Linked DNA regions of Homo sapiens: regions 1 and 2 are each linked to region 3. Evidence: chromatin loops called from intact Hi-C (ENCODE). Cell type or tissue: endothelial cell of umbilical vein. All regions are shown on one strand.

Region 1 (4,000 bases), 320 kb before region 3:
TATGCCACTTCTTCTAGAGACTGCAGAAAAGAATAAAACCATTTTCCCATGCTTCACAGTGTGGCTGGCTCATGCTTCTTTTGGATGGAACACTGAACTAAGGCTGACCACCCAGCAGCAAGCTTCCTTCCTTTGCTTATGTGTAAAGTGCACTGATGTCATTCTCCAAGCTACAACTGTTATGCCTTTGCGGATCTGACTGAGGGAGCACTGCAGAACACCAACAATTGCACAATTAATTGAACTACTGCACAATTAGTTTTGAACATTACTATTCATAAAATATGAAGAAAAAGTTACTTAGAGAATTTTCAAGAATAGTTCTGATGCAGAAACAATCTGTGCTATAACAAATTTTTCTCAAAGAAAGGATAAAAGGTGGCTTTTTAGTCTAACAGGGCAAGAATCAACATAAAACTGCTGGATAAAGCTATAGTAACACCTCAAAGTCTAAGAAGTTGACCCATTATTTTCTAACAGAGAGTTATATTACCTAAACAGGGTTATGTATATAATTCATGAAGCTCTTTGTCTTGCTATAACAAATCTAGGTGGTTAGTAATTGAAAAACAAAATAAAAACGTGTTTTTATTTGTGCTCTTAATAAATCTTCAGCATGGAATGTAAAAAATAAAAAAGAGCTCTAGATGGTAGGTCAAGAAAAATTCTAACAAGTAGCAAGAACAAATTGCCTTAAAACTTGGTAGCTTAAGACCACCATTTCCTATGGTCATGAATTCTTTGGGCCCGCAATTTGGACAGAGGTGTTGTCTGGGGCCTGAGCTGGGAGATTCCACAGCTGGCAGCTGTACTTGTTGGAAAGGCCGTTCACTCCTATGTCTGGAGGTCAGTGCTGACCTCCAGGCCCTTCTACGCAGCCCTCGCCACGTGGGCCCCCTTGGGCATCCTCCCAGGACAATGACTAGATCCCACGAGAGCAAGTCAGGTGGGGCAGTGTTGCCTGCCACGACCTGCCTCAGCACCAGCCCTGTCTTCTCTTCATCTGGGCAGCCATGACCATCCTGCCCAGCATCCTCGGCAGGGAAGGAGGCTCCATCTCCTGATGGGGGTAGCAAGGCTCTGGAAGAGCATGTGGGACTCCAATGTGGTCGTATTTAGAGCATAATCTGCCATAGTGGCTTGGTAGAGCTCATCTCTGTGAGCTTCAGCAGTGCTCATTTTCTGCGCACCATTCAGCACCCTCTTACTCCCAAGAAGGGATGACATTTCCTTTGTGAAAAATGCTCCTGGAAATAAATTCCAATGCAAGTGCTGATGGAGGAGGAGAAGAGGCTCAGCAGAGATGGTTCTTAGTCAGAAATCTGAAATATTAAGGAGTGAGATGTTAAATATGACAGCGGTAAAGGAAAAAAAAATTCACGTAAAACCAGCGTGCTGCTGCTTCAGCGTGATATTCCAGTGCCGTCCGAGAATTTGGAGACGGTGAAGGTCTTGGAAAGTCTTTCTAGTGAAGCTCAAGGTCATATAATCTATGCAGAATGATGTGATTTTAATAACTCCATGAAAATGTTTTATCATTTACAGTTCAATTCAGTTCATCACCAAAATTCATTAAATTGCAGCCATCAATGAGGTTGATAACTGTGATCCAGAAAGATGGAAATGCAATGCCTCAGTAAAAAGCATCCAGGAGGTCTAGAGCCTCGGCTGAGGGAAGCAGCACAGGAAGCAGGGTTGGCTATGGGCAAGCACCAGTAAGAACCAAGGCCAGCAGGCCAGGGAAAGAGTGGGACTCCAGTCTCTGGGAATAGGATGCAAAGACTTAAGACAAGCCCCTCGCACAGCCTGAGCAAGCATAGCAGAGGCTTCATGGGCAGGAGGGGACCTCAGCATCCCAGGCTGGGGCCACACACTGGGGCCAAATGAACTGAACTCTGGCCCTGAGTTTGTGATGGTTCAGGCACTACCTGGAGTGGCGCTGGGCAGTCTCCTCCCTACAGACTGAGCACAACAGAGGCCTGAAAAAGTCTCTGGGCCTGGAAGCTCGAAGCAATGCTGCCCACACTCCCAGGAGCCTGGTTTTGGTTATGAGAGCAGGAGCTGTGGCATCTCCTAAATGAGACAGTTGTATAGCGAAATTATTAAAATCAAGGAAATCTGTCAGTAATTTGTGGTTTTTTTTTTTATCACTGCAGTAAGTTGAAAACTATGATTACAGTGGAAAAGAAAAGAACAAAAGAATGACTACCAGTTACTCAAAATGTACAACGGAAGTGAGTGAGCTGACTGCAGGATTGTGACCATGAGCCACCTCACACGTACCTACAGCCTCGCGCCACTCTGCCAGCGCGTACCCACAGCCAAGGGCCCATCAGCAAGCTCAGCCCCGCAGCCACTCATGACTCTCCAGACTCATCTGTGTCAAAACAAAACTAAAGTTTCCCACTTAATAAAAGCGAAAGGCTAATAGACTTGAACATTTACTGCATGTTTTTGGGTATGCCTTAATCTCTCCCCTGGCTAAGCTGCCATCATATAAATCAGAGTCATGAGTTATCATTGTTCTAGTAGCAATAAAAATAATAATAAAAGCACTGTGAGGTCAGAAAATGTCAAGACCAGTCAGAAAAATGAGCGAGACATAAAACAAAGTATAAAGGACCAGCTAGGATTGGAAAAATTCAGGTACTGTACCTCCAAGTGTACTACAGCAGGAGGTAGCTGCCACTGCTGTTTTATTTAATGAGTCTCCACATAAATCCCAGCTGCTAACCATGTGATAAGTCCATCTCAGAACACGAGAGGCCCCATTCACTATCGGTGTTCAGGCCTGGCTGCCATTAATGGGAATTTCACTTACAGTAAGGGAAAAAACAGATCTTGAAATGTTCTGTTGGATCTAAATTGTTAGCTTTTTAATTTTAGTATCAATTGGTTTGACTCTTTTTTAAACAACAAAATTAATATGCAAAGTCTCTTCATCTAAATACATGAAAAAGGAGAGCGAACAAGTCCTGGATACTTGAAACATTTTTAATGTGAAGAAGGTATAAAAACATTTTCCTGGACACCAAAGACAGAATTCAGACTGCAGAGTAGAAACAAAGCCCACATCAATTTCATAAGCTGCCTGAAATGCGTAAATACAGAAAAGAGGGGATTTTGTTTGGAATATTTTTTGTGGGACACACACACTTTTGTAAACTTTTTAACCCTAAGGTTTTGCTGGCAAATGCATCATTTTTCAAAGAGGAGTGTGTACAGGACTGAAATGTGGACCTCCGCCTGGTGCTGGAGGTGCGGCTAGTGGGAGGTGGCATGGGAGAGTGTGGAGAAGGCAACCCGAGACAGGCAGACTGGGAGCCCAGACCTGCCACTGCCCACCGTGCAGCCTTGGCAGGTTGCTCACCCTTGCTCTCAGTCGCCCAGATGTCAAATTGGAATATTAACATGTGGAGGTTAGACAGGCAATGAGGAAAGGCTTGGCAAGCAAGCCAGAAACAGGCACAGAGAGGAAACCATGAGTCACAAGTAAGGGAGACAGAGGCAAAGACTGGGAGCCGACCAAGGCCACAGTCGGGAGGGCGATCCAGAGTTCAGACCAGGGAGGTGGAGGAACAGGCAGGCTTAAAGAATGCAGGGCAGAATTGCACAGGTAAAGGATGTCTTACGCGTACTGTGTACTCCAATAGATTCTTCAATTTCTTCAAAATTAAAAAGCAATGGGACAAGAGTTAAAGGGAGGCAGTAGCACATGAATGGCTTAATTCTGGGGGCATTTTGTTGGTTCCTAAGAGGTATGCATCAATTCATTCACAGGCTTTACTATCCTGGGGTTTCCTGGCAGAAATGTCTGGGAAGATCTGCCTGGAAATAGTTACAAGAAAGAGGTAGTTTCTGATATTACACTAGCAATGGAAGGGGAACAATAAGACCTGCAGGTGATGACTTCATTACTTCAGGTAAGAGAAAAAGAGCTTCTGTCAGAATTCTCCTTTTTCACAAACCTCTAATTTAGGGCTAACCTTCAATCTAGTCA
Region 2 (4,000 bases), 210 kb before region 3:
GGTATTTATTTTATGTTTTATATTATAGGGGTATTTATTAGGACAGTGTTATGGAAAATTATTCCTTCCTTAAGTAACCACCTAATTTTAATATTAAAACATTTCATAATATTAAAACATTAAGAGAACAATAATGAATACTGGTATTAAATATCTTAAATGCTGTTTAGTGCTTTCTTTACAGTTTCAAAGTGAGAGCACCCGTTTATCTCATTTTCACCTAAATGTGTCTTATTACATAGAGAGTGAGATGTTATACCTATTTTTTAATTTCCACAATCAGATATCCAGTAAGGGAATAAATGTAAATCAAGTACCACAGGATATTTTGTCAAAAGCATTATAGAGAAATGGGATGGTAATACAATCATTTTTTTAAAAAATTCTGTTTTATACAAAAGACTGAGCTCCATGGAGTTTGGAGGTTAAATCTAAAAGTACTCTTAGGTATGGCCCCATTGTCTATAGACACTAAGATTAAAGCAACAGACATTTAGGAAATAGTTATTAGTTGAGGTACGGGATTTTACTTTATTACCTACTGAAAATCTTACCCTCAAAAATCACATCCCCTCAAAGTAAATTCCAGACAAAAGATGTTCTTTTTCCCCCTTTAGGGTCTACAATTTATCAACCGGTTGGATATCTTCTAGAATTACTTTATATTCCTTCCCATTTGAACACAGCACACTCTGAACCTGTTCAAAGGTCAGACAGGATTTAAGAGTCCTTATAAGGCATTGTTGTGGCAGGAGTTGGCACTTGGACTAACTTTATCCGATGGGCAACGAGTTTGGGGAGTGCCTGAGGGTGTGGTACCTGGCTTGCTTGCCCTTCATGATTTTTGATGACTGCCCAGCTAAACCTGCCTTCCGTCCACCATTTACTCATGATGTGACTCAGAACACTAGGGTTTCTTGGAAAGATGAACCGTTTCTCCGCTGCATTTTCTTTTAAACCTTTGTGTTATCTTCCTCTGGTCAAAATGAACTATAGTAAGCTTAACAAAACACTGCCAAGCTATCATGTGTAGTGGGGTCAGCCAAAAAACAGACTTCAGCTATGCATTGCCCACTAAGGTAACCAGTGACCACATATGACCATTTAAGATAATATCAATTAAAATGATACAATTAAAAACTGAGCTCTTCATGTGCATAGGCCACACTCAAGTGCTCAATACACATGTGTGGCCAGGGATACTGTATTGAACAGCACTGATAAAGAACATTTCTATCACTAAAGAATCTTTTATTGAACAGACGTGCTTTACATGATTATTCTTCCCACCTTCTATGTAAACTCTGGTCATTATCAAATAGAAATGTGTAACAAAATGAACATGCACGCCAGTTATGCCCTGTCAGTTTGAAACTAGTATCCTGCCCAATAGGTTTTGTACATAGTTCTCAGTTTACTCACCACTTGGCCCCTCTCTTTGTTTCTAACCAGAACCACCAGATACAGAGACAGATCCAGAGCTGACCTAAGTTTAAAACATAAAGCGGTGAAATATGCCATCAGCTTCTTCTCCTACTCCTTTCTTTCCCTATCCATTCTTCTACTCAACTATTACTTACCGAGCCACAGTGCAGGCACTGAAGCTACAAAGCTGAGTGATTCATCGTTCCTGACCTCCAGGAGCACAATCTAATGAAGAATATGGAAAAGGAAAAAGAGGAATTTCCTAAGGGCTCCAATAAAGGCACAAGCAGATTGGGGGAGCAGAGAGCTTGGCTTGAGGATGATTATGTAAGGGCTGGAGCTAAGGCAGAGTTTCTCAAACTTGGCACTACTGGCCTTTTAGCTTGGACCATTCATTGTTGCCCTGTGTATCGGAGGATGTTCAGCAGCATCCTCGGCCTCAACCCATTAGATATGTGCACTCCCCCTAAAAACTGTCGCCAGACATTGGAAACGTTCCCTGGGGGCAAGATTGCTGCCTTTAGAGAAGCACTGAGCTAAGGCCTTTGGGACATGTTTGTTTATTTACTCCATAACATTCTTGAGGAACTTACTGCAAACAAGTGGTGAGAATAACAAGAGGGAAGGACAAAGTCCTCACACGAAGGACCTCAAAGTCTGGCGGGAACTAGAGTGGACAAATGGGCAAAGGAGAAGGTGACTTCAGAACGTGGGGAAAGCATGTAAGAAAGTATAGACGACTGACAAATCCGGGGAATCTGACAGCGGGGAAGGGGGCTCGGTGCTGGGAGGAGAGGGGGTGTCAGGTGAGGGCCATGTGAGGCAGGACCCATGTGAGGCGGGAGCAGAGTCAGATCATGAAGGTGTTGGTGTGCTGCAGGGGTTGTATCAAAGTTAGATTTCATCGTGAAGAAATCTGAACAAAGGAATACATGGGCAGGATTACCTTCTGGATGGTGGTGTAGACTCTGTCCCATCAAAGTGTGATTGACAAACACAAGTGCCATCAAGCGTCTACACTGCAGACAGACTGACTGGGAGTCTTTTTCCGGTTAAGATAACAAGGTTACAAATCACAGGTGATATAATAGGGATGAACAGGGAGACAGGGATTTGACTGATGTCTCTGGGAAGGACAGGGCTCACTGTTGGTGTTGTAGGGAAGACGAGGGCAGGACTCTAGGCTGATTTCCCAGTTTTGGGGCAAAGACAACAATGTACATGGAGCTCATATCAACAAAGGTGGGAGATTCGGGAGGAGCAGCAGGTGAACAAAGAGGTCTGGACAAGGGAGGCGAAGGCTGCTTAGCTGGTTAGGGCTGCTGTACCTGCTGCACCACAGACTGGAAATCCAAGATCAAGACGCCACAGGTTTGGTTTCTCCTGAAGCCTCATCTTGGCTGCCTGATGGCTGCCTTTTCCCTGTGTCCTCACATGGCCTTTCCTCAGTGTGCACGTACTCCTGGGGTCTCTTCCTCTTCTCATGAGGACACCAGTCCTATTGGATAGGTCCCTACCCTAATGGTCATTTTAAATTAATCACCTGTTTAAATAACTTATCTCCAAATACGGTCACATTCTGAGGTACTGGGGGTTAGCATTTCAACATCTGAATTTTGGTTGGGGTTAGGTGGCAAAATTCAGCCCATAGCAGAGGCTGAGGATGGCATCCTGGAAAGGGAGCTTAATGTGGGGTTGAGAGCATGGTTAAATTGCGTGGAGTCCAGGTTCTGTCTCCTCTAGCTTTGGGACCTGGACAAATTGTATATCTTGCCAATATTTAAGGGACAATCTGAAGAAACAAAGTTTGTAATAAAGACTGAAAATGAGTGGCCAAGAATGTTCTTTACCTCAAACATTTATCAGTTCTCTGAGTTGGGAGCATCTCATTTCTCTTTTAGCTACTTTGAAATACACGATAAATTATTCTTAACAATAGTTATTCTACTGTGCAATCAAACACTAGAACTTATTTCTTCTAGCTACCTCTATGTACGTACTCATTAACCAACCTCTTTTCATCCCTCGACATGACCTGTCCAATGCTGAATGATCCCTAGACAGCCTTTCATGCAAAAGAAGCTCCTGATAACTGAGGTTATCTAATGAGTCCCACAGGCTGGATCTACTCCACGGCCACCCTTGCCATCCTGGACACCTATCCTGGCCACCCTTGCCATCCTGGACACCTACCCTGGCCTCCCTTGCCATCCTGGACACCTACCCTGGCCTCCCTTGCCATCCTGGACACCTACCCTGGCCTCCCTTGCCATCCTGGACACCTACCCTGGCCTCCCTTGCCATCCTGGACACCTATCCTGGCCTCCCTTGCCATCCTGGACACCTACCCTGGCCTCCCTTGCCATCCTGGACACCTACCCTGGCCTCCCTTACCCTCTTCTGCTCAGGGTTCTCCACTGGGTGGCAAATCCCACCCCGGAAGAGACCCTGGAGGCCTTTCCCCTGGCTTCAGGCCATCATAAAACTTACTAAATTTTGCTAAAGAAAATCACCTTCTAAATAAAATTATTTGGCAATTTAAAAATCAGAATTGCAAGATACCTTAGAAACTGCC
Region 3 (4,000 bases):
GGGCATCAAAAACTATAAAGTGTATCATTTTTAAAAGCCCATTTAAAAATTATAAGCAAATTGAAAAAAATGTTATTAATTATCCAACATTTAATTATTCATGCAAAATATTTATAAAATATTGTCAAGGAAAATAAATGTTCTAGTGCTAATATGAAGAAAATTAATATGCTGGTTTTTAAAAAAAGTTTTAAAACAATATTCTTCAGTTAGTAAGCAACACAAATCACTTAGATTTGCCTGCTTGAGACACGATTCTTTTGAAACCAAGCAATTGAAGGAAATGGTGTTGCAATACTGTCCGTTTAATGAAAACCGTGGCAGTGAAAAGGTCACATAAATAATCTGCACGATGTTATTGCATTAAGAAAGTCACAGTCTAAATCTAATGCCTGCCAAAGAGGGGCTAAAAGTGTAAAAGAAAAAGTACGCAGTCACCTGCAAAACATATTATATTCTGATTAAAAGCTGTTTTTAAACAACCTTTTAATCTAAAACCCATTTGCTATCTCAAAAATGACCTATAAAGAAATGTTTATGTAATTGTGACTAATTCAATTATCTTACACCCTGGTTTTAAGAAATATATGATAATGAAAGTTCAACTTATAAAATTCCATTTAATTAAATTAAAAATTCACAAAATTGCAAGATTATGTGTTTAGACATCAGAATTTTCTTTGTCCTTGTTTTCAAACCGCCTACACTACTAAAAATATTAGGGTAACACAGATAATATCTGTGCATACAAACTGAAGTTAACACAGTAGACTGCTTAAAACAGAAAAACTACATACATATCTTCTTTTTCTACTGATATGACAGAGTATAACCAATTAATCATTAATAAGTAACAAGCAACAGCCAGAATATGTTTAATGCTTCATTAAAACAACATTGAGGCCCATTACAGTACACAGCGTACGATGCTGGAAACCACCTTATACCCTCGCAAACCGCATTCCCTTCTAACCTCATTTGGGGGAAGCAGCTAGAGGATGAATGGCAATATGCTCTCAAGTAAGCTTTTATTAAGTATGAGAAATAAATTATATTAAGTGTTATTTTTTGAACTCAGAAATGAGGGAAGGGGTTGTTAAGATATCAAATTTACTAAGAAAATAATTATGTCAGAAATAACGTTGCTGTCACAAGAGAGACTTGCCAGATACTGCTTTTAAGCACGTTGTTATACACACCTTTAGAATAAATTTTGTGACCCAGAGATTAGTCTGTGGTACTAAAATTCCTGAGAGTAGACCAGAAAAAAAATAGAGGGTAGGAGAAATGTTTTCCTAAACAATGTTAGCATTACTCTAGTGGCATTAAGAAGCCCTTATTTCGTTTATAATTAGTAAGATACTGAGGTGATGGGATTGTTAAGGACATGTTACAAATTGCTTTTCTACAACTCACTTCCGAATCTCAGTTTCTACTAAATATGATTCTACTTCATTAGATCCTCATGACTGTGATCTCACCAAATGCAATTCTAAAACTTGAAAATTACCTTGGAAATTTGTGAGAAGCCACAGAAAGGTCCTCGGAAGCACACACATATTAAATATTAATTATAATGATGACTGTCATCTTTTATAGTGATTATGTCATTATTTAGGAATGTTAATTAAGACATAAAATGACTTGTTAATAGCAAATGCATTCTTAAGCAATATATTTGTGCTTGTGCACTTAACAGCAAACCCAGTATGGGGACTGAACCATAATAGACTACAGTTCTATTTTCTAAAATGCTGACATTTGAGCAAACGTTCCCAGGGAATGTTTGCCTGATTCGTGGACTGACATTTCCTCTTTGTAACTTGCTTAACTAAAGAGGAGACATGCAGGCCAAACTCCACAGTGCCCGCAGGCAGCAGGCTATTGCTTGCCGCTGCAACTTGTGCGTGGTTTCTCTTTTACTTCCCTCTGGCCCTACTGCCCCTCAGCCCTTCACTGTCTCTTTATTTTGACATGCATATTATCTTAGCTGATTTCAATCATCTTACAGGAGTGGATGACATACCTTAAAAGATTAAGCTTCCCCACCTGGGATTTGTCCAGAAATTCAGTGTATTACAGCTTCTCAGAGCCTTCTTCGTTCTCCTATATTCTTGTGTTATCAATAGTAGCTTTCTTTCTTATTTTATGTTTAAGTATGAGACACAGGCAGCTATGCTGATGGAGTCAGTTTGTACTGTCACTCATCTTTCACTACAACTGCAAGGTTCACTTCCTTTGTCTAATTCTTTGCTGCCATCTATGTGTATAAAAGAGCACAACATTCTTAAACACACCAGAAACTTCCTCAGTTTCAAAAACAATCATGTCTCTAATCTAGAGGGATGAAGAAGGAAGCTTTAGGGATAATTTGCTTCCCTACACAAACGTAAAGCTTATTGGAAATTTCCATTTCTTTCTCTGTGAAGCAAATTTATAAAACTGAAAAATGACTGAAGTTACATTATTTAACATAATATTATTGAACATAACCAATAGATTTTTTCCATTATTGCTGCTGATAAATTTTAATTTGGCAAATTTGATGAACTTATGCTTGAAAAACAAAAGTTGAAATTTTAAGTCACTTAAGTAAATAATTCCAATAAGATAAATTAATTTTTGCTAAATTGCAATCTAAATATCTTGCCAAATGATAGAGTGAAATGATCACTAAACCTAACCGGGTGCGGTGGCTCACGCCTATAATCCCAGCACTTTGGGAGGCTGAGGCGGGCAGATCACAAAGTCAGGAGATCGAGACCATCCTGGCTAACATGGTGAAACCCCGTCTCTACCAAAAACACAAAAAATTAGCCAGGTGTGGTGGCAGGCACCTGTAGTCCCAGCGACTCGGGAGGCTGAGGCTGGAGAATGGCGTGAACCCGGGAGGCGGAGCTTGCAGTGAGCGGAGATCACGCCACTGCACTCCAGCCTGGGTGACAGAGCGAGACTCCGTCTCAAAAAAAAAAAAAAAAAAAAAAAGAAATGATCACTAAACCAAAACACTTTCCTAATATTTAATATAAAGCAAATGCAAAGCAAACAGATGAAAAAATTATTTACACACATTATGTAAACAACCAATAACTCAAATATTGTGACATAATAATCGACTAACTTCTGTCAAATATTCAAACACTTCTTCTCTAGGGAAGATGGAGAAATGTATCAGACCACACTAAAGAGCCTCTCAGCCTCCCCTTTAGGACTGACCATACTGGCTCTGAATTGTCCTAAGATAAGTTAGTGTCAAACAAACAAATAGAAAGGCACTCTAGTGTGAGCCATATGGGAATGTTACAACAAACAAAAAAACCCTGTCCCCTACACCATGTAACAATTAATCCATGCACTCAGGGTAAAGACTGGTTATTTACCATCAGTACTAATAATGTGGGTTGACAGTCTTGAAGAATGTCCTAAAAGGTTTATTTTGTCAATACCACTAATTTCTAAAAGACTTTACTGTTATATACTAAAAAAATAAAAACCTGGCACCAATGAAATATATGGAATGGGAGTAGAAAAGAAACTCAGGAACAGGTTTTTTTACCCTGATATACCAAACAGCATAAGAAGTGCGAAACTGCTGCCTCTTCTCTATCAGCTCCCATTTAGAATAACTGCATAATTGCTATCAACACAATACTCCTCTTCTCTGGCAAACATTTCACTTTAATTATCAACACTAGAACCGTACACAAGTTGAGCTAACCTTTCAGGGTGCAACATTTTCTAAAGAATCAGTCTCTTAACGATAAACTGTTAACGGAGCTGTAACATGCCAAACCAAGGCTTGATGTGCGGTTTCTTATAAATAAAGCAAATCTAAATTCGCTGTGGATTACACTTTAAATTAACATTTCCAAACTAGGAACATACTCTGCCATTTTTCAAAGAGTAAAAGTGATACCTACTAATCACTCATCTTCGATCTTAGACATTTTTCAAAAAATAGAAATCTGATACATTCAAACCATTTTCATATGATTTATTT

Evidence for each region. Peaks named below come from ENCODE experiments on the same cell type or tissue, not always from the same donor. Only the 100,000 strongest peaks of a DNase experiment are listed, where the experiment ranks them.
Region 1: a loop joins it to region 3, with 6 times the contacts of the local background. A loop is called at or near these places in 5 of 110 quality-filtered maps.
Region 2: it touches region 3 in a loop (4-fold over the local background); 9 of 110 quality-filtered maps call a loop at or near these places.

What each region holds. Positions count from the first base shown.
Region 1 is chr6:1,784,665-1,788,664 of GRCh38, forward strand. All of the region lies in intron 7 of GMDS (GDP-mannose 4,6-dehydratase), which reads right to left. Among named protein-coding and RNA genes, the nearest start is that of FOXC1, 180 kb to the left of the region's middle. RefSeq lists an enhancer at 2,121-2,190. In endothelial cell of umbilical vein, no CTCF peak of the experiment used is centred here; DNase peaks (open chromatin) are centred at 107, 2,327, 2,787 and 3,467; H3K27ac peaks cover 2,580 bases.
Region 2 is chr6:1,894,360-1,898,359 of GRCh38, forward strand. The region is part of intron 7 of GMDS (GDP-mannose 4,6-dehydratase); the gene reads right to left. Among named protein-coding and RNA genes, the nearest start is that of FOXC1, 290 kb to the left of the region's middle. In endothelial cell of umbilical vein, no CTCF peak of the experiment used is centred here; a DNase peak (open chromatin) is centred at 1,632.
Region 3 is chr6:2,102,220-2,106,219 of GRCh38, forward strand. The region is part of intron 4 of GMDS (GDP-mannose 4,6-dehydratase); the gene reads right to left. Among named protein-coding and RNA genes, the nearest start is that of GMDS, 140 kb to the right of the region's middle. In endothelial cell of umbilical vein, a CTCF peak has its summit at 2,261; DNase peaks (open chromatin) are centred at 332, 982, 1,832 and 2,152; H3K27ac peaks cover 643 bases.